2 separate regions of the Homo sapiens genome follow, and region 1 is linked to region 2. The links are chromatin loops, found by intact Hi-C in ENCODE. Cell type or tissue: gastrocnemius medialis. All regions are shown on one strand. Region 1 overlaps NR2F2-AS1 (NR2F2 antisense RNA 1). Region 2 holds the start of LOC105370998 (a long non-coding RNA gene).

Region 1 (2,500 bases), 230 kb after region 2:
ACAGAGTGAGACTCCATCTCAAGAAAAAAAATAAAATAAAATAAAGAATCATTCAGCCTCAACCTTACTCTCTTGGGACACTCATCTTTGGAGTCCTGAGTGGCCATGTGAGAAGTGCAAGGATGAGATGCCGTGAGGAAGTTCAGATTACATGGAGTGACCCCATGCAGGGGTTCCAGTTGACAGCCCCAGCTGAGGTCGCAGCCATGGCCAACATCAACCAGCAGACATGAGAGTGAGGCAGCCTCAGTGATGACTCCAGCCTTGGCCTCCGCCAGACCTCATCTTTATCCTCAAGAAAGACTGTGTGGGAACCACCCAGCTGATCCCAGTCAACACTCAAAACAATGACAGATCATCATAACTTGATTTTTGTGATTTTAAGTTAATAAATTTCAGGGCGATTTGTCATGCAGAAATAGATAACTGGATTAGATATAGTTGGTTCTCAATACGTTTCTATTAAATTTCATCCAATAGCAGATAAGAGACGGCAACATTGTCTCTTGATCTTTTTCTCCCTTTTTGTCTAACTCCTTGCTCTTTTGTTCCTTGGTCAGTCTCTCCTTATATCCTTTCTCTCTCTCTCTCTCTCTCTCTCTCACTTTTTCTCTCTCTCTCTCTCTGCAAATTCAGAATTCTCCCCTTCTTTTGCGGCCATGGAAGCTGGAGAAAACAGATCTTCCATCCAGATAGCCAGGGCTCTCTCTCTATCTATAAAAGGCCTCTGTTTTCTCTCTTTTGGCATAAAGAAACTCAATTCCTTTGTTTTTAACTGCTCCCATTTCTCTGTTCTGTACTGACTTGATTCCTCCTTCCTGAATGATCTTTGAGTCTTCTGTGTACTTTTTAGGTTGTAAAACAAAGAACAAGACACCCTACCCCAGCGATGATCTTGGCTATAACATTACCCTCATCTGGAAAGCGCTGTTATTTTTGGCCACCTTCGGATCTTCGTGTAGCTGTTCCACCCCTCTGCTGCAGGAGCTCCGACTCACTTCCCCAGGCAGTCCAGGGGGTCTGTAGACAGCAGCTGCATGAGGAGCTTGAGTGGGAAGACAGCAAGCCGGGTGGTCAGAAGAATCTCTGTGAGGATGCGGCTTCAAATGAAGCAGTGTGGGCGGGAATGCATGAACCCTGTGGCCTGGAGGCTGCCTGGCTCGCCTTACCCAGAGAAGGAGTGACTCATAGAATGGTCGCTGAGCAGCTGATCAAGTATGGAGGCTGAGGGAGACCCAGAAACTGGACCGGAAATCTTCCCCCACCCCCAATGTGAAAGGACGTCTGTTCCATCTGCGTTGCCCCTCAGAGGTGGCCTGACCACTGCCTGAGAGTGTCACCCTGGGGCAAGCCTAGGTGGGCACGCGTCGACCGCTTCACACCCTTGCTCAAACACACAGCATCGTGCATGAGCACAGAGCTGCTTGACAGAAAGAGGAAGAAGCCAGCCCCCAGGAATGGCAAACACGTTGCGAAAAGGACCGCGTGCAGGGTTGGCCGGGTGCACTGGCAGCAGCCAGGCAATATCATCTCAGGTCAAGGAGAAAGCCCCATGGCCAAAAATAGCCGCGCTGCCCAGTTGCCACAGTGTCTAAAATTACACCATTGGAGATTTATTCCTTTGCGCACCTCACCTTTGCTGGGGGCGGGTCCGGGGAGGACCCACGAAATGTCTTCACATTAAGGTGCAAAAGGCCTGGCAGCTCCACAGAGTTATTTGGGGGCGGGAAAGGAGGGAGGTGTTGAAAGGGCAGGAACAAGGAGAGGAAGTGCTGGGAAGGGACAGCGCTGGGCAGCTTCTCCTATTTCAGAGTTTCACCCTGAAGGAGCCTAGCTGGCAGCTACATCATAAAACTGAGGCCTAAGCAATTTGCCAGTAAATTTGAACCATGCATGTAAACAATTCTAATAATTTATTCCTTGAAATGTTTCCTATCATATATTATTATGCAGAGCTGCACATGCTCTATTTCAAATTGCCTAAACGAAAAAAAAAACGTACATTAAGGGACAATTAAAAAGAATAACAAGAGGCAACATGAGGAAACAGTGTATGCATATGCCAGTCAGGCTGGAACACAGAGGGAAGCCGAAGGCAGCCAGGCAGCCCGTTGCAACCAAAGGCTTGATTTCTGGGGCAAGATTCCCTCGGAAATTCAGGCAAGGACTGTCTTTATACGTAGAAGTTTCGGTAACTTGACCCCAGCAGATTAAGCAGTAAACAAAATAAAAGCAGACAATCACTATTCGAAAGCCACATCCAGTCCGCTGCATCAATACACAACAGCTCCACTGTAAAAGTTCCTAAGACATAGATAAGAATTTCAGAAAGGTATGTCCACCCTGCTTGAGCCACCTCCGGGACAGAAAGCTAAGTCCCATGGATGCCCTGGTGGGCTTTAGGCAGGGGCAGGGATAAACTAGGGAATGGAAGGAAGCAGAACATGAGGAAGGGAACGAGGGAAAAATGAAAGAGCAGAGCCTGACACTGGGAACAGCT
Region 2 (2,500 bases):
ATTTTACCTCAAATATTGAAAGGTATTAATAAATCCACATTCCATATCTTATTTTTAATAAAATTATTAGGATTCTAGCAAGTAAAATTATATCACTTACTGGAATGACTTTGCCTATTTAAAGAGACATTTCTATTATCCCAATTTGAGCTACTAAGAAACTATTTAAGCAGAAGCTATTGACCCAGCTATTTCTATGCTGCTAAGAGTAAAACTCTCTATACTTACAGCTCACAGCTTACTTTCTGGGTAGCAGGACTCCACAGGGAAACAATAAGGGCATCAACATCATGGAACTTACAAGCCTGGAGTCTTGGCTTCTGGGTCAGGTGACCTTGGGGAAGTCACTTCACTTTCCCAGGTATGATTTCCTTATTTGCCGAGCTAAAATAAGGCTGACAAACCGGTCTACAATTCATAAAGCTGTAGTAGCACAGCAAAGACCCCTGAAAAATTCTGCCCTATTCGGAAATGGACAGTTAGCAGGGAACTGGCAAGCTGATGCCTGTAATTAAACGAGTAACTGAAGTTTATTTCTCTCGAAGTTTCTAGATGCTTCCAAGACGGTGCTGTCTGCCTAAATTTTTCTAAACAACTCGAAGCCATCCTTAAAGTGTTTGAGGAATGGACATTCTCAGGCAAAGTCGTTTCCAAGCCCCTTCGGCTCAGCACTGCACCGCAGATCACTGCTTTCTCAAATCAAAGGGGGCCCCCCTGCAGAGTTGGTTTACACCATTAAATTTCCTCCAATGTAAAGCCAGGAGAATTTTTCCAGGTGTTCGAATTCCTAGAGGTTGGGGAAAGTGCCGAGCTCTATATTAGAGCAATACCACGCTAGAGTGAAACACAAAGAACCTTTTTTATGGTGTTGCCCCCTCTGGAGATCTCTATTTAGGGGCTGCCTTGGCAGGGCCCACCAGACCGTCTGTCACTCTCCGCTGACACCGGCTGCCGGAGGAGGGCGGTCCCCGAGGCTCTCGTGCTGGCGGCAGCCCCGCGCTGGCCCCGGGCAAGCCTTGATCCGCCCTGCGCCACGTGGAAGGTGCCTGGACACGGGCTCAGCCGCAGGGGCCCCTAGTACCTCCATCGGGTCTCGTCCCCCACGGCGGGGTCAGAGGGCAAGTCACCGGCCAACCTCCTCCAGGAGCTCTGTTTAAGTGAGAAGCAAAAGAGATTCCAAGGAGAGCCACAGGTTGAAATCGGAGCGAAAGCCTGGGCTTCCCCGAGCCAGGTGAAGAAAGCTGGCAAGGTCACCCACTCAGTCACCAGGTGGTGCATTTAATTTAAAAGGAGTGTTAACCTTGTTTATACAAAATAACACCAATATGCAGAGAAGCAGTAAATCCATTGTCGTTAAACAGCGGGGAGCCGCTGGCGCTGGCAGCCTGCCCACCGGCGACGGTGAACCGGGCTGGCACCGAGCAGGGAGCCGGGCCTGCCAGCCTGTCCGCCTCGCGAGAGGAGGCCCGGGCTCGCCCTCTCTGCCCTCCAGATGACTCTTTGCATTCTTGTCAAATATATTTAGAACAAGAGGTGTCCACTTAAAGAGAAACGTTTGTTAATCACTTAAATGCAGGCGCTTGGCAGCCCTCCAGTTTCACCTTTATAAATATGTAGGATCGGTTTCCAGCTAAGCAGGGAACTCCACAGCGAGTTCCCTTTCTCTCCGCGTCCCCTCGAATTGACCTAAGGTGGATGTCCCTAGCACCTTATTAATTTTCTATCCCAGTGGGCTTTCTGGAGTTAAGGCCAGTCTTCTATCTGGAAGTTGACGGAGATAAATAAATGATGCACCGTGGAGGGAGGGAGAGAGAGAGAATGAGAGGAGTGTTTCTTTAAGTAAGGGACAGATTAAAGTGAAATTCCTGTTGACGGAGGCGCTGGTGTCGACATCCTCCTTGTTTACCAGCAGCTGTCCCTGTTAATGACACTCTGATAACTTTCGGAGGCTGCCCTGCGGTAGTAGGGGAGAAGAAGATAAAGAGGCCTCTGTTTAAATACTCCGGGCCTCGACCCCACTCTTTTTAACTTCCCTTCCTTTAAGAATGGGTGAAACTGTTCAGAAGGGGCAAATCCTGGGTGCAGAGATTTTTGCCCCGGAAATTTTGAGTTCACAGCATAAAAACTCTGCAGAGCTGATGCCTATTCCAGGAGTGGAAACTCAGGGTTGGCGGTGGGGGGCAGAAAAGGCAGCTGGTCTGCAAGGTGAGGAGGTCTGCAGGAGGCCGGAGGAGAACTCTTCCTTTTGTTTTAAAAACCCTGACACTTCCCTGCCCTCCCCCGGCCCCACCCCAAACAAGTCTTACAGAGGTAACTAAGTATGTTAGGGACAAGGTTACAGAATGAAGGTTCTTTGAGGGCCAATGTATCCTTAGCGTTAACCACATGAAAATCACTTTGAACACTTGGAACACTCTCCCTCATGAAATTCTCAGGTTTTGGGGGACCTTGCCGGGCACCCAGGCTAAAACTTTGAATGTGCAGCTGAGAAAGCAGTTCC

Evidence for each region. A loop is a pair of places that touch in the nucleus more often than their neighbours do. Peaks named below come from ENCODE experiments on the same cell type or tissue, not always from the same donor. Only the 100,000 strongest peaks of a DNase experiment are listed, where the experiment ranks them.
Region 1: it touches region 2 in a loop (4-fold over the local background); 3 of 110 quality-filtered maps call a loop at or near these places.

The regions. Positions count from the first base shown.
Region 1 is chr15:96,284,415-96,286,914 of GRCh38, forward strand. All of the region lies in intron 2 of NR2F2-AS1 (NR2F2 antisense RNA 1), which reads right to left. Among named protein-coding and RNA genes, the nearest start is that of NR2F2-AS1, 41 kb to the right of the region's middle. In gastrocnemius medialis, no CTCF peak of the experiment used is centred here; a DNase peak (open chromatin) is centred at 1,507; H3K4me3 peaks cover 1,189 bases; H3K27ac peaks cover 1,741 bases.
Region 2 is chr15:96,052,026-96,054,525 of GRCh38, forward strand. The region is part of intron 1 of LOC112268156 (a long non-coding RNA gene); the gene reads left to right. It overlaps LOC105370998 (a long non-coding RNA gene), which reads right to left and starts at 1,351. Exons shown (of 4, transcript XR_001751688.2): 1 at 229-1,351. In gastrocnemius medialis, no CTCF peak of the experiment used is centred here; DNase peaks (open chromatin) are centred at 1,046, 1,506 and 1,896; H3K4me3 peaks cover 1,297 bases; H3K27ac peaks cover 2,405 bases.